3 separate regions of the Homo sapiens genome follow, and regions 1 and 3 are each linked to region 2. The links are chromatin loops, found by intact Hi-C in ENCODE. Cell type or tissue: dorsolateral prefrontal cortex. All regions are shown on one strand. Each heading gives the region's core, and the rest is flanking DNA. Links, peaks and the distances in the headings are about the cores only. Region 1 has its middle 180 kb from the start of MEAT6. Region 2 has its middle 130 kb from the start of MEAT6. Region 3 has its middle 73 kb from the start of MEAT6.

Region 1 (6,366 bases), core at 509-5,508, 53 kb after region 2:
TAGTATGGGAATCTACATCTTTGAAAAAAGAAAGTTAAAGAAAGACAATTTCAGGTAACTGAACATTGAGGAGATGTGTCCCCAAATGGACTGCATACAAGAAATACTGAAAGAAGTTATTCAGGGAGAGGGAAAATTATACCAGATAAAAACCCAGAACTGCAGGCAAAATAAAATGAAAATAGTAACGTATGATATGGCTTATGATGTTTGTAGAAGTAAAATATACATCTGGTATATTTTATCTGGTAAAATATACCAGATAAAAGCCCAAATTATCTGGTGAAAGGAAGTTAAAGATAAGTAACTATTAGAATGATCAACTATAATCAGTTAAATATGTGTATTGTAATCTTTAAGACAACTATTAAAAATATAACACAAAGAGGTGAAACTAAAGCAAATAGAGAATATTAGAAATGATATCAGAACAATTCTCAATTTATCTAAAGAGAATGGGTAATATAACCAATAATTGCATTAAACATAAATGGACTAAATAGCCTGAATAAAACGCATATTTTTTTTAGCCTGGGTGAAAATGGAGAAAAAAATTAAAACAAACAAAACCAACCAAACACAAATGTGTCATTTATCAGATGCATTCTTCAAATATAAGACATTAGAAGGTTTAAAGTAAAAGGGTGAAAAATCATATGATATGAAAGTATTAAGCCTAAGAAAATTGGGGCAGCTATAATGAATCTCAGACAATTATAACTCTAGGTAAAAACATCATCAGAAACGAAGGGGGCCATTTTAATATCATAAAATTGCCAATTCGTCAGGAAAGCATATAAACAATAATCATGTATATATCTAATTATAAAGCTTCAAAATAAAGAAAAAATAAAACCCTAAAGAAGCAATAAACTAAGTCAATAATGTAAATGATTGAAATAATACTGAGAGATTTCTGGTTTCTGGTCTGGAATGTAAGGAGCTTGAAAGTTGTCACTGCAACTTCACAACAAGAAAAAGTTGAAAACAAAACCCACTAAAAATTGACGACTCTTCTTAGATCCGTCAGGTGAGGATATGTGAGGTCACAAAGTGAAACACCGACCGAAATATTGAAGACGAAGACAGGTGGATGCAGAGAATCACAGGTTCCTGGAGCAGAACACCAGGAACGAAAACTGTGGGGATCGGTACTGGGGGTAGGAAAACCTAAACTGCAGTTGACAAATTGCCAGAGGCTCATCATGGACAATTTTGAGAGTTAACTTTTGCTGAGAGTAGTGGAAAAACAGGTAGATAGAGTACATATTGTATACATTCAATTTACATTTATCCTACATTTTATTTATGCAGGAATAGGAAAGACTCTTCTGTGGTGACAGAAATGACAGCGGTGGCTATGAGAATTAGGTGAAGTAATTAGAAAAGCTTATGCAGGAACTTTCTAGGGTGATGAAAATAATGTAAAATTTTACAGGAGTGTAGGTAACATGGGTGAATACACTTGGCAAACTTATTAGACACCATACTTAGGATCTTTACATTGAAAAGTATATAAGCTGTACTTCAATAATAAATTTTTAAAAATTAAATAAATACACGTCTAACTGTATTACTGCTTACTCTTTCTATAAGTAAAAATTTTAATTAATTAATCAAAGGCCTCAATTCCATGATGCATTACCCCCACATGCCTCTGTCTGTGTAAGTGTATGTATGTACATATGTGGTTGTGTATATGTGCAAAGAGAGAAAGAAAATGGAAGGAAAGAGAAAGAGAAAGGGAAGGAGGGAGGGAGAGAGGGATGGGGCAAGGGAGAGAGAGGTGAAAGATACTGTAAATAGAAGAAAATATTTAACATAGACATAAAAAAAATTTAACCGTATTGCTGAAATTCAGGAAAGTTACTTAAGTCTTTATTCCCCTACAGGGAAAAGGCAATGTACCTATTAATGAACCCAACAGTACTATCCTTTCCAATCAATACAGCAAAGCAGAGAAATATAGTCAGAGGTGAATGCAGAAACTAGAGGCAAGGAAGGTTGAATTAGAAATGCAGGGTAACCAGCACTTTGGGAGGCCGAGGCGGGCGGATCACGAAGTCAGGAGATCGACACCATCCTGGCTAACACAGTGAAACCCCTTCTCTACTAAAAATACAAAAATTAGCCGTGCGTGGTGGCGGGCCCCTGTAGTCCCAGCTACTAGGAGGCTGAGGCAGGAGAATGGCGTGAACCTGGGAGGCGGAGCTTGCAGTGAGCCGAGATTGCGCCACTGCACTGCAACCTGGACGACAGAGCGAGACTCTGTCTCAAAAAAAAAAAAAAAAAAAAAGGAAAGAAAAAGAAAAGAAAAGAAAAAAGAAATGCAGTGTAACTGATCAACATGGTGAAACCCCGCCTCTACTAAAAATACACAATTAGCCAGGCGTGGTGGTGCATGCCTGTAATCCCAGCTGCTTGGGAGGCTGAAGTAGGGGAACCGCTTGAACCTGGGAGGTGGAGGTTGCAGTGAGCCGAGATAGCTCCATTGCATTTCAGCCTGGTCAACAAGACCGAAACTCCATCTAAAAACAAAACAAAACAAAACGAAATACCAAAAAAGAAAAAACCACACACACAAGAAATGCAGGCTAACTGATAGTGTTCTCCACAAAATACCTGAGAGTTTTGCACCAGTTTCCCTTCCATTTTTACGTGATCCTCGCCCTTTCTGTAACAAGAATTCCAAGCTAGAGTTTGGGGAAACAAGGCACAGAGGAAGTCAATAGATAGTTGCATTAGCTTTTCTATTTCAAGCTGTCACAGCTGCAAAATTGTTCAATGTAACTCCGCAGGGAGTGCTACCCAGCTATGCAAATGAATTCCAAATGTGACATTTGCCAGCATGGGGGTGGTAGCTGTGAAGGCTGGGTGACTGCCACCAGTCTGTCTGATGGATTGACTCATATCACTGAGGAGCCAGCCACCATTGATTTCTGCCTTTCCATCACATCACGGTGACCTTCTCCCTGCAAGGAAGGAAAGGAAAAAAAAAAAAAGAGTGGACAAACAAAAAAGAGGTACAGAGTCAAAGAGGAAGTTACAGTGTTCCTTCCTTTATTTATCTCTCCTACTCTCAAGTACTTTCATTATTATGTTATTCCTCTCCACCAAGCCATTTCCTTTTACCCTCACCATATTCCACACTCATACAGTAGTATAACCAGATTAATAACTAGTCCTCATTCTTCCTGTCCTTATTATGTGATTTGGTTTGCCATTGCTTAATTGGTACTTTTGTCATACTTTTAATGCACTAATTAAAAAATAGAGATTAAGTAGAGAATGACTTTCTAGTATATGAATTCTTTTTTTTACCACATTTAATTTTTAATTTCTCAGTCAAATGATTTACTGATTTCCATATTACAAAATGTTTTGAAATTATACAGAACATAACTTCTAAACCATGTAGGTAGAAAGATAAAAGTATTGTCGGTACTCTTTCACCAAGAAAACCCCCGTGTTACGTTATTTTCACTTTTGTCAGAAAATCCCCCTTCTATTAGTAAAATAATCCCTGTTACTGCATGAAAATATGTGGTGGATGGAAGGTAACAGGGAGAGGAGGTAGTGTCAGAAAAGGGGATCAAATTAAGGGATCAAAAATGCCCCAAAGAGGTTCATGTACCTGGAGTCTAAAGTATATTTTGTTCTAAATGTTTTTTTTTTTCTCTTAATCTTCTCTGTCTGAACTGGCCTAGGTCATCTTCCTATATAAAAACATATTTTTATAAGAAAAATTGTACACTCTATTTAATAGTTTAAGAGTTATCCTTCTTGTTAAAGAGTTACAGAAAAAGGCAGTGATTCTATGGTAAGTCAGGACAGTTGTGCAAATAAATTTCTACTTTCTCCTTGGAGATTTACACTGATGCCTATGACTCCTTTGAGATTCTTGACTGGGTTTGCTTGAAACATCCTTTCCTCAGTGGTGTTCACTTGGTAAGTAAATTAGAGTAACAGAGAAGACTTAGGGTGATTTGGTTGGAGAATTAAATTTAAAAATATTCTTATGCTTAGAAGGTTGTCTAAGTAGAAGAAGACATCAGGGTACAGCTGAAATAAGGTTGTAGCTATAAGATACATGTTAAAGGACTCAAAGATTGACAACAGTGATAAGAAGCCTCTTTCAGCTAGAGTTATAAAACGGCTTTCAGGAATCATTGGTGCCTTGTCCGCAATTGTCTCCCGCAAGGACCAGAGCATGAAAGGACCTACTCCAAAAAGAATTATGGGTCTGGCTTTGAGACATTATATGAATTCTGATCAGATTCATAGGAAACTCACAAAGGTTTTATAAATGTTGTATGAAAGACAACTCCACAACTAGCTTGGACTAAAAGGGACAGAGATTGTTTGTAATAAAAAGAGAGATCTGGGCCTTCAAACCTTTATTGTTAGGAAGCAGGATGAGAGCTACTCAGTGGCAAATTTAAATTGTTCTTCCATCTTTATTTTTAATCAACTTTATTGAATATGTGTGTGTATTTGTAAATGTATATGTGTGTGCATATGCCCATTATACTTGAACAATTCACTGAGTGTTGACAACCGTATAGACCCATAGAACCACTGCCACAATAAAGATACAGAACATTTCCATTTCCCTAAAAGTTTGTTTTTGCCAGGTAATCTTCATCAGTGGTGGATTAGATAAAGAAAACGTGGTACATGTACACCACATATAAAAGAGTGAAATCATGTCCTTTGCAGCAACATGGATGCCATTATCCAGGCAAATAAACACAGGAACACAAAGCCAAATACCGCATGTTCTCACTTATAAATGGGAAGCAAACGTTGAGTACACATGGACACAAAAGAGGGAACAAGAGACACCTGGGCCTCCTTGAGGGCAGAGGGTAGGAGGAGGATAAGAGTCAAAAACTAAGTATTGGGTAGTATGCTCACTCCCTGTGTGTCGAAATCATTTGTTCATCAAACCGCAGTGACATGCAATTCACCCGTATCACAAACCTACACACATACCCTCTGAATCTAAAACAATAGCTGAAATTACTAATGTATAAATAAGTAAATAAATAAGTAAATAAATAAATGTAAACATATACAACCAAAAGTATAGTCCAGTTTTCAAGGACCACCTGTTGAAAGCCTATTCTTTTCCCCATTAATTTACCTTAGCTTCTTTCCCCTTTAATCACTTTGGGTGAAATAACTTGATCATGTCTATTTAGGGCAGCTTCTGGGCACTCTTTTCATCAAAATTAATTGACCCTTTACATTTAGTTCTATTTCTGAACTCACTATTTTTTTTTTCCATTGGATTGCTTGTCTATTCTTCAATATAACATTATCTTCATTACTATAGCTTAATATAAGTCTTTAAGTCAAGCACTGGAAGTCCTCAAATTTTGTTGTTTTCTTAAAGATTGTTTTTTCATACATTTTGTATCAAGCCTAATAATTTCTTTACCAAAAAATTGCTTGTTGGGGTTTTGATTAAGATTACATTTAATATTTACATCTATTTGGTGATAAATTACATCATAACAATTTTGAATCTTCCATACATAAATACAATATATTTTGCATGTACTAAATTCTTTTAATTTCTCATACCAATGTTTTAAATTTTCTTTATATACAACTAATTAAATTTTGGTCAATACATTCTAATATGTATTAATTTTTGAAGTTATGATAAATTATCTTCAATTCAATTCCATATTATTTTTAGTATACGGAAATACATTTGAGTTTTGTATATTGATCTTATAACACGATTCTGCTAGATATGCATTTATAGCTGTTTATAGCTGACTATAGCCGTTTATGGGTTTGGTAGGATATTCTACACATATGTACGTAACAGTGGTCAATAAAGAGCTAACTTCTTTTGTAACCTGTAACTCTAAGGATTTTTCTTTTCATATCACACTGATTAAGACCTCTAGTACAATGTTGTATAGAAGTGTGAACATAGACATCTTGCCTTGTATAAAATAGAAAAAAAAATAATTCAGTCTTTACTCCTTAGTATGATGTTTCATATAGGTTTCTGTAGATGACTTTTATCAGGTTAAAGATGTTTCCTTTTATTTTTTATCTTACAGAGCTTTTATTTTATATAAAATTTTTTTTAATTTTGTCAGATGTACTCTCTTACTCTATTCACATCATATTTTTATCCTATATGCTTTAAACTTGGTGATTTGCCTTTATTGCTTTTTAGAATGTTGAACAAAGATTGCATTTCTGTGATAAACTCCCTTGAATATAATATATTATCCATTTTATATATCAGTGACTTCAATTTGCTAACATACAATTAAGGCTCTTTTTCTTTTACAGTGATGAGTGATCTAGGCCTGAAGTTTCTGTGTAATGTCTTTATCT
Region 2 (6,366 bases), core at 982-5,981:
TTATTTTCTTTGGTATTAGATTCAATTTTCTTTCTGCTGGCAGGAACTGAGACTGAGTCTCAGTTTGGAGTCTGAATCTCATGCTGTGTTATGCTGGTGTATTTTTACTCGGCTTTTACTAAGAGGAAAATGCCATTCAGAGGTCTCAACAGAAAGTTGAAGGTGTTTACAGGGCCCTTCCTCTTCCAATGATTCCAAACTCCAATATTTGTTTCTTTATTTCTGTGAGGATGTCAAAAGCTCCGCTTAAGATTTTAACCTCTTAGGGATGGCTTCCTCCTCGGTTTCTCAATATTTAACTCCTGAGCATCTAAGGATGTGGCCATGGCTTCAAGGGCAAAAGCCTTGGAGAACACAAGTTATGGGGATGAAGTTGGGGGGTTCCTCCTTCAATAAAAAGGTGAGTGTCCCAACAGGAAGAACTAAGGAAAAGATGCACATGCAGGCAACTGTTTTTGTAGTTGTGTTGGTTAAAAAGTAGGTGGCTGTTATACGAGTACTTATTCTCCATAAAGGAAAGAAAGTCATCAGCTGACATCAGGCTAGAGAAGTTGATAGCAAGATGAAGTGAGGATGCGAGAGAATTTGAACAGAAAGAATAATACTGAGAACCAGCAATCTTAAAAATGAGAAAACGTGTATCGTAGAAGAAGCCTGGTGAATTGCCAGGCAAGTTACATAATTGTTCTGTAAGGGAATTTTCTCACCTGTTTTATTTATCCAGCCCATTTTGCAGGGTTGATGCAAGCTCTTAAGAAATAATGACTGCAAAATGCCTGTGAAAGCTACAAAGTGTTATAAAATGAATAAAGTGCAAATAAAAAGCAATGATCAGTAAAAGAGGAACAAGGGGTTGGGAGGCGTCATGAAAAGTAGAGTCATGAGTGACATCCGAGTTCTTACAGTTGACCCTCAGGAGAAAGAGGGAGACCTGAGTCAAAACATCCGGTTTTAGAAAGGCATTTCCGTCCTTAGCAAAGAGGAAGTGGGAGGTAGGGAAGCTTAGAGGCATCAAGCCCAAGAACCTTGCTAGTGTACCAGGGAAAGGATTTGAGCCTAAAACTCTTGTGTGCAATTTTAGAAGACTGTCCATTTTCTGTTTTTATTTTTCAATAATTAGAACATGTGAGCAATTCTGCATTTCTGAAGCAAAGACAAGATGGAAAAACAAGAGTTAAGATTCATTACTGTTATTATTGTTATTGTATTTTTTAATAAATGCAGACTCTTAACCTGCTATCCTCAAAGACGTTCTGCAATCACTAGGCATTCAGCCAAACAGTCATGTATTATTCGTAAGCATGGTTTGTTTACTTTAAAAGATTTTCAAGGGCTGCTACAATTGCATATTGCCTTCAACTCTCAGATAGCATCTGTGAGCCGCCAGTGTTTCTTGGATAATTCTTTCTGTCTTGAAGGCTTAAGACACTTGGTCTTTACTCTTACTAGGCTTCTGGGATTCCCGTGTCTCGGCCATGTGTGTTCACACTGCAATGTGTCATAGTCAACATTTTTAACAACCAGTACAATCACATTGATTGCTGAATACCAATCTTGCAAGGAGGTCTCTGTATATAACTCTACTATTGTATGAATCACTTTTGTATGCTTGTCTCTCTAAGTAGTTTTTGTGTTTATTGAGGACAGGGTTTGTAGCTAAGAGCCTTGGAAGGATTCAAGATTTGCTGAAAGTTGCCAGTTATATCCCAGGCATTCAGGCAATAGGATTGGTTAGTGTTTTCCACAGTGAATGAGGTTGAGAACTATTTGGTTAACTGGATGACTTATTCCTTGGTCTGATAATAAATGATGAAGCCTTAGTTTGGGCAACATATATTGAGTGCCTACAATCTGCAGTGCTTTGTGTTTCTATTAAACTTCTATTAATTCAATGGAGTAGAAAGCACGGTTCATCCCCATCAGTGAGGTTTAATTCATTGAAGAGACAATAAATGCATTTTAATGATAATAACCCCCCTTGTAGAGAATTTAATACTTTACAAAGAACTTTAACAACAAAGGAGCCACATATACCTCTTATAGAGTAAGTAAAGCAAGTCCTATAATCTCATTTCAAGAACATCGAGAAACTGAGTTTTGGAGTTACATATACTAGTGAATAGGAGAGCAGAGGCTTCAATTCCATTTGAATGATGCCCCTGGATTTGTGCAGCCAGGGGCACCCGTTGGTGAATGTGGGAAGCAGCACATGCTAAGACCCAGTGGTGGGATCAAACCCGGAGTGGCTGAGGAACTGCAGTCCCCGTGTGTCTGAAAGCGATGGAACCTTGTAAAAAAAGTTTGGCCCTCGACTCAGAAGATGGTGCAGTCTCATGGGAAACAAAAGTTGGAGAAGATATGCTAATCACACAGAAAAATGTGAGACCAAGCTTTCAGTCAATACTGAAATAGGCTTGACATATCTGATGGACCACCCGGGGCACTACCTAACTGAAGCCTAGGTCTGGGTTTCATGTAGATACAAAATTGGCTAAGAAAACAGTGGGTAAATGGAATTGAGCAGACAATGGGCAGTCATTGCTAGACTTAATCAAGGAATCCACACAGTCAAAAAGGTTTTAGTCTATTCATTGAAAGACTTATTTCATTGGAACTTTGGGCAAAAAAGTGGTTGTGTTTATTGTGTGTTACATAGATCATGATACATTATTTTATACAATTGTAAAAGAATCTTTTAAATCACCACCTTAATAGAGTTGTAATTTTACTCAAAACTAGAATTAAAAAATGAAACCCATATATATATTTAACTTAGAAAGATGCAGCTGGGCTTCAAAATTGGCCTCATGCATTTTCCTTCCACAATTTGGCAAAACTACAGCAACCTCCTCTCAAACATTGGCCTCCTTCCTTGTTTCAGCACAATGGGAGCTTTCACATTTCTTCCAAAAGGCTTATTCACAATTATGCAACCCTTTATGGGAGCTTCCTACAGAAAACCACACAGAGTGATGCAGGCACCCTGGTTGTCTGGGTTCCTGCCGAGAGGTAGCAATTTGATGAAAGCAAGGAAGCCAGACCCCATCGTGAGTAAGATTTTAATGCGTGAGCCTAGCATCCGAAAAGGATAACAGCCCTGCTCATAGCATTCACCTTAATGAAAACGCAGTCAGTCTAACATTCAAAATGCACTTAATTTTAAAAGTACTCCTCATTCACACACAGCAACCAGATCATGCACTACATCTTATCTTTTTGTGTGTGTGAACCTAAGATCATGGGTCAAAGAGAAATATGCTTTCTGTGTTTAAACTGAAAAAAAAAATTCCCCGCAAATTGCAATGAAATATCATATTTCCACTCTAAGAGACTGAAAATTATTCAAAAATATATATTTAAATAAGACTAGCAATGAAGCAAGAAATATTTAGTTTCGTGAGACAGCAGTGCTAACTCTCTTTTATTGTTTTGGTAACATCCTATGAGAAGTTGCATTCAGATAAACAGTTCAACCCCTTCAGATTTGCTGACTGTTTACTGTAATATTTTTCAATAATTATGTAATTAGCTCATCAACTCTTTCACACTCAGTATTTCCCTCCTAGCTACTTGGTTTGTTTACTTTAGGGGCTGTCTGAAGTTCTGTGTACAGAATTAATAAGTGGAATAATTTATCTCTTTGCCTTTTGCAAAGAGTCATTCTAATTCAGAACACCTTTACCCGCATGAAGTTCGTGACTCTTTGAGGCTGCCATGGTTCTTAGCTGTTACTGATCCAGGAATCAATTTAAAATACAGTTCACTCTTTATTCTGTTACATTGTTATTTCTTAACCAATAGGTTTTGTGTTTGAAGTGATTTCTAAAGAAACTTCCAGTTGAGGACATTCAATACTAATCAAAGGGTCATAATATGTAAAATATGGAACTGGTGCAGATTTGGGACTGAAAAAAAATGAGAAGGACATAGTGACATGCTTCGTGAGGAGATGAAAGCAGAAGTAAATAAGCTCTAAAGTTTTGAATGAGAACTGCTGGCATTTTTTTTCTTGTGTTTTTAGGTGTGCTAAGTGCAGCAAGCCCATTCAGAGAGCTGGCCTGAGCCATGCAAGCAGTGAGAGGGGCAGCTGAACGGAATGAAGACAGGGCTCTGTCCCCTGTGAATGGAATGGGGGTCTCAACAGAGAGAAGCAATTGCCAAGGGATAGGAAAGCAGGAGGCTCTTAATAGATGTGCCCAGGACTGAGGTCATAGGCAACAGGACAATAGTCAGATCCAGTGATAAAATCTACAAAAGAAATCAGTGGAAAAAATGCACATAGATTTACTAAGATTTACCCAAAATCTGGGAAGTCATACTAAGGAAGTACAAAATGGTATAATAGAAATTCAATTAAAATAGATTACTTAAAGGAAGAACCCTGAAACAATTCAAACTCTTCTAAAAATATACTGCCCTAGCAAGGAGTAAGCTTTCTATGACTTAAGGTGTTCAAACACAATTTACCATAATATCTTGGGTTCATTTCAGGACACACTCAGATGTTAGCTATATGATACACAAAATTACCTAAAAGTTCTATTTTAACACTTAATCCATGTTCTAAACTTTTTTCTTTCACTAATTTATTTTGTAGCTATTAAAAAAATAAACATATCTTTGCTAGTGTTATAAGTAAGGCCTAAGAGTGGTCTCTTATTTTGCTACAGTACCATACTTCCTGGCTTGCGGTGTAACATTTTTTTGTGATGTTATTCTGATTCAACAAAAAAAGTAAAGAGACCACTTCTTAAAAGTGCGTTTAGACTAATAATTGCTAAAAATGCAGGTATGACAACCTTTTCACATTTAACTTCTGAACTCAAGCAGATAATATGAACACATTTTTTTAGTAGCTATAGTGCGTATATCCTAGTATGCAGATAAAAGTAGAGAGAAGTGGGTCTAAAATCAACATGAGAGCTAAATTATAAATAATACATAAATATTATAATATTCCTAATATAATAATTTATATTTATAATATAATCATTATAGTAATGTATTATACTTATAATAATTATAATAATAAATACATTAAGCAATTAAACAGTAAAGATACATAAAAATTCTAGTACAAAGGCACATAGCATGTGTTCGCCATGTATATCATTATTATTTTTACAACCGTTTAATTATGACTTCCCAGTCATAATTATAAAATCATAAACTTTTTAAAGTAAATAAAAGAGAAAAATATATTCACAGATTGTTATATTTTCATTCATTTGTATACATTGCTTTATTTTCTTTGAGACACTCCCTGTGACCTATGATGTACTCAGAAGTATGCATTTAATTTCCAAGTGTTTGGAGATTTTTCATGTTGTCTATCTATTATTGATTTCTAGTTTGATTCCATTACAGTTAGAAAACATACTCTGTGAGACTTATTTTAAATGTGTTGAGATTTGCTTTATAAACCAGAATATGATCTATCTTTTGACCGTTCCATGGATAATAAAAAAAATGTGTTTCTCACTGTTGTTGGTAGAGTGGTCTGTAGAGGGCAATTGGACCCTGTTGACTGATGTTCATTCACAGACTACTGAAAAGCTCCTCTTTTATTATGTTTCACGGCTTTATAGCTTAGATGATATCCCTTGTTTAGCTTTTATTTTTTAAAAAGTGCAAGATATGTTGCATTCTCTTTATAATGCTGATAGTCTTAATTACAGTGTAGTTTCCCACACAGCCTTCTCTCAGAACACTGTTTCAAAGGATTTTAATAGTTGCTTAAAGGATTTCATTGTTATGAACAAAGGACCCCATTATAAAATGTAGAATTAGGCAATGATAACAGCTTTACTTACTCCAGTAACTTCTTAGAAATATCCATGTACTAATCTAACACTAATATGAAGAGGCCCCACCAGTGACTGCATGTCTTCTTTTGTGGTGGTCAGTGTAAGGGTAGCAACTTACCTCCCACTTTAGCAGACATATTCTCATATGTCCAGCCTAATGGACACCTAGAATCGGCTCTTCAACACTTTCAGATGGGAAAAGATGGGAGAGGATGTGGAAGGGCAAACAGACAATGCTGATGTCTAAGCTAGATGAAGCATGCCATGAACTTCTGTCTTCCATCGTTTCTCAACAACAGAAGCTGAAGGCATTAAATGTGCATGGATGCTGCCTCATGCTGGATCTCCGCCAGGAGCAGCAGTGCCATCCCAGTTCTGTGATGAGTGTCTTGCTCTTATCGCCTGTGACTTCAGATGGTTTTCTCCTGCCTTGTGATCTGGGGTCTTTTCCTTCCTTTGTCAATGCTCAGTAGGACAAGAGCAAGTTACGTGTGCCTGCCCCTTCCTTTTCTCTTTTTGCTTCAGGTCTGAGAAGTGGGAAATGAAGAAAAGAATAAGA
Region 3 (6,366 bases), core at 938-5,937, 55 kb before region 2:
GCCTCGTTGCATCTGGCTCTCCAAAGCACAGATCTTTAGGTAATTTCTAATGAAGATTTTCTTTGGTTTTCAGCATAGGGTTCACCACTCCTGGAAGTGTCCTCAATCAGGCAACAAACCTCTGAGCTCCTCTCTGATGCCTCTCCATGAGTGTCTATCTTAGAGTTTAGGGGGACACACTGACATCTAATTCAAAAGGCAAGAGATGGCTATATATTATCCACAATATATTTTTCACCCGTCACCCTTCACTCGGTGTTGATCATTGTCTCTCAAAACCATGTGGTATTTCCTGGGGCTTTTCCTCATCACGGCTGTTAGAATCATCTCACCCTCCCCCAAATGCATGTGCTCGGGATCCTGGGAGCGTTCTTCTCAGCCTGTCAGGTAGGATGCCGACTGGCTGCCATGGAGAGCAGGAGGGGGCCCTGCGCTGATGGATAGGCTCACACTAATGAGCTGCGTGACCTTGAGTGAGTCACTTGACACCCCCAACATTTGCAGTCTGCAGATTGAGCCGACTGGACAGGGCCATTGGGTTGCAAGAGTCAATTTTTTGAATAAAATTTTACATGAAACTCTGATACAGATCATCTGTGCTGAGCTCTGATGATGAGATCCTGGGCTGCTGAGTGCTATCTGCATTTGCAAAAGGCAAACACACAAACAAACAAAAAAGAAACAAGTAGGGAGTGCTGGCCAACATCCCACTTTTCTCTTCTCACTGCACATGCAACACTCTATTTTCTGCTCTCTTGCAGTTCAGCAGAGACCAGAGACTAAGTTCTTGCCAGGCTCAGCCACGCAGACGCCTTTGTCAGGGAGTATGCACCAGGGTGAAGGCCGCAGAGCTGGTCTGTGGAGCCCAGCTTGGCTGCAGACAGCGGTAGCACCACTGTCTCTGGCTTCCAGGAGGGTAGTACCAGGGATGCTATGGTGGAGGGAGGTTTCCAGGCTGAGAGCGGCCACAGTGTTCCAAGCTGTCTCATGAGTTTTCATGGTGATGGCTGTGCTGTCCTCAATGGATGTCTTATGGGACAGCATTTTGGCCATCTGGCTTCCCCTGATTCTGTCCATTTTAAAATCTTGTTTCAAGTCTTAGAATTCAGCAAGCTAGCTAATCCTCCCCCTAAAAATCATTTTCTACTTCAGAGTGAGGTTTTGCTGCTTGCAAAATAAATAAATAAAAATTAAAAAGAAAAGGTAAAATAAAAGCATATTAAGAGAGGTTGTTAATGGCAAGAGACATTGTGTTTGTACAGGACACAAAATGATTTGCAACTCCCACCCAAACGTAGGAAATCACTGTTATCAGAGACTAGGGAGAAGGCCGGCTTCATGGCAGATGACTAATATTAGAACAGCCAATGCCTCAAAGGCGAATGTCTGTGTTTATGGACCAGGTTTGAGGGGGACGGCTGCCATGGAGAGAGGCCGGGGGAGTGGTGGAGGCAGGCGTCAGAGGTGGGAGGTGGAGATGGAGCAACTCTATAGAAGCCCCACTCTCCTTAGGACACATTTTACAAGCTGCCAGATAATTAAGTCTATTTCAGCTTCAAAATACTATACATCTAAAATATACATATTTAAGCATAGTATGAGGCCTTCATTGGACATTAGAGCATAAGAACTTCACCAATAACCTCAACACAACAACGCTGACCTCGTTCTCCTTTCAACAACTGTCATGTACTGTTTCTAGCACACATAAGCTAGATAATCTTTCTACTCATGCTGGAGACTCTTTAAGGGTAAAAACTGTGTCCCTTTTTTTTTTTTTCACATTTCCTTCAGCATTTGCATTAGGGTCACTGTATCAGAGAACCACCAACAGTCTGGATGAAAACAACAGAAACGTTTTCTCTCACAGTTCTGGAGGCTGGACGTCCAACACCCAGGCGTGGCAGGTCATGCTCCTCTGAGGCTCAGAGTGGAGTCTGGGCTCACTTTTCCCAGTTCTGGGGCGAGGGGGTGTGGGAGTGGGGTGGGCAACCTCTGGTATTTCTTGCCTTGTAGCCGCCTCACTCCAATCTTTGTCTCTGTTGTCACATGGCCTCTTTCTCCCTGTGTCTGTCTCTGTGTCTCTCCTCATCTTCTTATAAAGACATCAGTTACACTGTAGTAGTGTCCACCCTCTATCCTCAGTATGACCTAATCTCGACTCCATTGCATCAGCCAGGAGCCTATTTCCAGGTGAGGTCACACATTCACAGGACACAGTGGGTAGCACTTGGATTTATCATTTAATGGGGACTAATTCAACCAATAACCTTGCCTGATCCAGGAAAACAAACATAAATATGCATTGTTGAGCACATATTCAATGTGTTTCTCTTCTGTTCTCTCTTCACTTCTGAATAAATCAGCAGCCCAGGTTTCTTTCTTCTCCTACCTATATCTTTCCATGCATCTTTAACTTGGAAATTAAAATACTTTTCCCATCTGCAATAATCACATCCATTTCATTCTTGAGAGAAAGCGCAAGGGAATTTTTGCAGCCAGTGGTGCTTTTCTGCCTTCTCCACCACCATGACAAAGGCCAGGTCTCTGATCTCAGCATCATTCCTCCAATCAGGCCTCCTCCTCCCCTTATTCTGGAAATAGGACTGCACAAAACAAGGGGTGAGGTGGGTGTGTCTTATGAGAGTACCTCCTGGACTAGTCAATTCATTTTGTTTTCTTCTACCTTGGCTCATCTGAGCCCATCACTTTGCTCCTTACATGGTAGAGGGAAAAACATCTGGAGAGGAGTTCAAACGGGAGCACTGCTGGGAAGGAAAAATGATGCCTTAACTCTGCTGCGAAATAACCCCTGTCCCTGTCATGGATCCTGCTCTCGGCCAAGCTCTGACACACAGCTCCGAGGATGGATGACTCGGCAGCTGCAACACACGTCGGCTTGTCTGGCTGCAGACAAGAGGCATGTTTGATTTGTGTGTTTGCTGAAGCTCAGTAACAGGCAGAATCTTTTCTCTACCCTTGGAATAGACACAGAAGAATCCACTAACTTACGGAAAGAGAAAATCCACCCTGTTAACAAATTTAGGTTTTCCCCACAGCCCTCCCATTTCTCTGGCCTCTGAGGTGCTATTTGGAAAGACTTATAGATTAGCATCTGGGAAGCTTTCCAAACTGCTTGTAAAATGAATAGAAAGAAGGAAAAGATAACAAGCCATATTAGGCTGTTTTCATCTCTTTAACCACAACACTGTGGTGAGCTGAGATCAAGTCATGTTTTCTAGGGTTTCTTGTAGAAGATTAGATTTCTAGTTTGTACATCTGCTCGGGTCTAATCGCTCACCTGTTTCCACTCCTGGCTGTGTACAGCAGAAGCTCTAATTCATTTGTCTGCAATAACAGGGGGTGAGTGTGCATGATGGGAGTGTGTCCCCAGCCTCAATATATTCCTGCTTCTTGGACAGAGATTTTTGCTCAGAGTAAGAATGCATGGTCATCTCAACTCTAAATGCCCCACAGTTGCTAATGATGTATTTCATGGAGGGTCCCCATCCCTAAAAGCAATAATTAATTAACTATACAAGTGACTAATTAATAAGTCTTCACAAAAGATGCTGTGAACAGAATCCATATAAACTCTGACTGCTATAGGCATTATGGCAGGTTACATTATTTCAAACTTTACTATGTGCCAGGCATGGTGGTAAATAATTGACAACCATTATCTCATTAGATCTTCCCCAAATGCCCATGAAAGAGGGACTGTTATCTCTGTTTTTCAGATAAGGAATCTGAGAATTAGAAAGATTAAGTAATTTTCACAAAATCACAGAGATTAAACTATGGAACATTTGAGATATGAAATTAGGACTTCAGACTCCCAAATCCTTATTATAATTACTATGCTATGCTGAACCAATCAAGGGACAGAAAAATGGAAATATGGAATGGAAAAGCAGGAAAAAGCAAAAGCTTAAATATTAATTAGCAGGAGACTCAAAATAAGAAAATAAATGCTGGCATGCAAATCAAATGATAAAAATCGGAACGAATTAGAGGACACAAGTTTCCTCAAATAAGTAAGTTCTGAGCTAAATTTGGAAGCGGGAAAGATATATTTAAGGTCCTATATTTCTTTATGTGTACTTTCTGTTTTAGAAGTACTGTGGTTCTTGAAAAAGAGTCACATAGAAATATAGAGATAACACTGGTCTTGGATAGGTCATTCTATAATCTGTCATGGTTGTGGTAAAGGAAAGGAAAAACAAAAACCAAAAACAAACAAACAAACAAACAATAACATGTGTTTCTGATAGCAGCCAGAGACAGGCAAATGCCTAGGCAGATAGGGCAGGTGCCTGGTGAAACTCCACCTTCAAGCTGAAGACAGTTCAAAGCCTACCTACAAGTCTCAGGTAAGTCTTCAGACCAGATTGAGAACTTGTCTTCCCATTTGGTGCACATTCCTCTGATTGATCCCCAGCCTTCACCTGTTTTACATATGCCTACCCTTTTCTAATTGGTCTTCTACACTGCCGTGCCCACCTTTGAGTGGTACCTTTGCTTTAGCTTTCTTTGCATATTCACAAACCAATCAGAGTGGACTCCTGTATTCTGAGCCCATAAAAGTCCCGGACTCAGCCACACTGAGAGAGAAACCACCCAACTGAGGGGGTGAGGGACCACGTCGCATCCCCTCTCACTGCTGAGAGTGTTCCATCACTCAATAAAGTTATGCTCTGCCCTCCTCAGTCTTCAATCGTCAGTGTATTCTCATTCTTCTTGGATGCTGGACAAGAGCTCGAGAACCACTGAACATGGGTACAAGCTATAACACAGGCGAGCTGGGGCACACCAGGCCCAGCCATGGGCTAAGCCAGTGTGCAAGTTAGACTTGACCCAGGCGGGCTGAGTAGATGGGGTGCCCCCGCTGTGAGCCCAGCAAAAGGGCCAAGAAAAATCCTGTGTCATTTGAAGAGCAGATTCATTAATTTTATCAGTTACAAAAGGCCTTTCAATTGGCTTCCAATCATTGATATCCCTCAACAAAAATCAGAATAAATAGGCCCTTACCTGAATTCGGTGTTTTTTCACTTCATGGAAGGGAGAATTTGGGATGGCCTGAAGATAACTTTTTTGTGTGTTTTGAAAATAAGATAGAATCTTTGCCTAGAGCTGAAAGTGCAGGAGTTACAGCATGTTGTCTGAATAGTTGTACTCAACCTCTGGGCTAGAACAAGACAGGATGACGACTAAAACACAGTATGCAAGCTTAGAAAGTAGTTATTATGGGCTACGAAACCTGTAGTTTGAAAGCTTGGCTGTTTTTATGTTTCCTGTTTTTTTCTTTGCTGTTTCTGTTTTATTCTCTCTCTCAGAGTTTGTTAAAGATCTTTTGGAAAAGTCTAACCTGTGTCACCATTCCAAAGAGAATTGTTGAAGAGAGTGCCTGACTTCGGATGGAGCTTTTTGTTTTAAACAACCGTAGTATTGGTATGTTTTTTCTCAAAACAACTTATATTTCCTAGACTACAATGTAATACATATTTTTCACAGACAAAAATAAAGAGAAATGTAACATAATGAATCCATTCTAAGAGACTTTTAAAAAATTTTTGGTATCTTTCCACAATACATAGACTGATAACCTTGACTGAATCACATTGCATATGTTTTCATAACCATTTATTCATAAATATATTTCATGAAATCACTGGTGGCAGAGAGGTGGATCCCATAAAAATACTCTATTTAGCTTCTCCACCACTGCTCCCAATTCTGACTTTATAAGTAACAGTGTGAGGTACACAGAAACATCTCTGCATATATTTCTTTTGTATTCTCAATTAGTTATTAAAAATTTTCCCTGAACATCCCAAGATTCTCATTACCGTCATATCTAAGAAAACATCTCTTTTAAATGTGTGTTATTTTGTCATTATAGTTCCAATATTCCTCTTTCTCCATCTATAGTGGCAAATTAAGATGTCTCATTATTTGCCTTGTTTAGGCAGTGATTAACACATCTATTAACATGGTAGGAGTTGAGGAAAATTGTTAAAGAGTGTTGAAAAGTGTAGTAACTGATAATAGTTACCAACTGTTCATAATGCATTTAGCTTAATTTGTATGAAAAAATCGTGTTTGCAACAGCACTTGCCAATACGAAATTTTGCCAACAGTAATGATCCTTTGCTTCAAGACCTGTGATTGATTTCCACCTGGGGTCAGAAAGGATTTCTCCCTGTGCTTGAGTTTTTCATGGTTAGCTTCATTGTGGGGATGTCTGCTTTCCTCTGGAACATCTGGCACCAACTACCATCACATGCAGAATCCTGACTCAATGGACCATTAGTTTTTGTGCAGAAAGATATGTGAATTTTAAAAAGGCACTCCTGAGTATCTCTA

The links. Hi-C counts contacts between places; a loop is a spot of excess contacts. Peaks named below come from ENCODE experiments on the same cell type or tissue, not always from the same donor. Only the 100,000 strongest peaks of a DNase experiment are listed, where the experiment ranks them.
Region 1: a loop joins it to region 2, with 4 times the contacts of the local background. A loop is called at or near these places in 1 of 110 quality-filtered maps.
Region 3: a loop joins it to region 2, with 2.7 times the contacts of the local background. A loop is called at or near these places in 1 of 110 quality-filtered maps.

What each region holds. Positions count from the first base shown.
Region 1 is chr6:164,637,631-164,643,996 of GRCh38, reverse strand. No RefSeq gene overlaps it. Among named protein-coding and RNA genes, the nearest start is that of MEAT6, 180 kb to the left of the region's middle. In dorsolateral prefrontal cortex, for the core only: no CTCF peak of the experiment used is centred there; a DNase peak (open chromatin) is centred at 2,866; H3K4me3 peaks cover 590 bases; H3K27ac peaks cover 503 bases.
Region 2 is chr6:164,690,690-164,697,055 of GRCh38, reverse strand. No RefSeq gene overlaps it. Among named protein-coding and RNA genes, the nearest start is that of MEAT6, 130 kb to the left of the region's middle. In dorsolateral prefrontal cortex, for the core only: no CTCF peak of the experiment used is centred there; a DNase peak (open chromatin) is centred at 2,945; H3K4me3 peaks cover 1,257 bases; H3K27ac peaks cover 2,892 bases.
Region 3 is chr6:164,746,104-164,752,469 of GRCh38, reverse strand. No RefSeq gene overlaps it. Among named protein-coding and RNA genes, the nearest start is that of MEAT6, 73 kb to the left of the region's middle. In dorsolateral prefrontal cortex, for the core only: no CTCF peak of the experiment used is centred there; a DNase peak (open chromatin) is centred at 2,869; H3K4me3 peaks cover 958 bases; H3K27ac peaks cover 1,315 bases.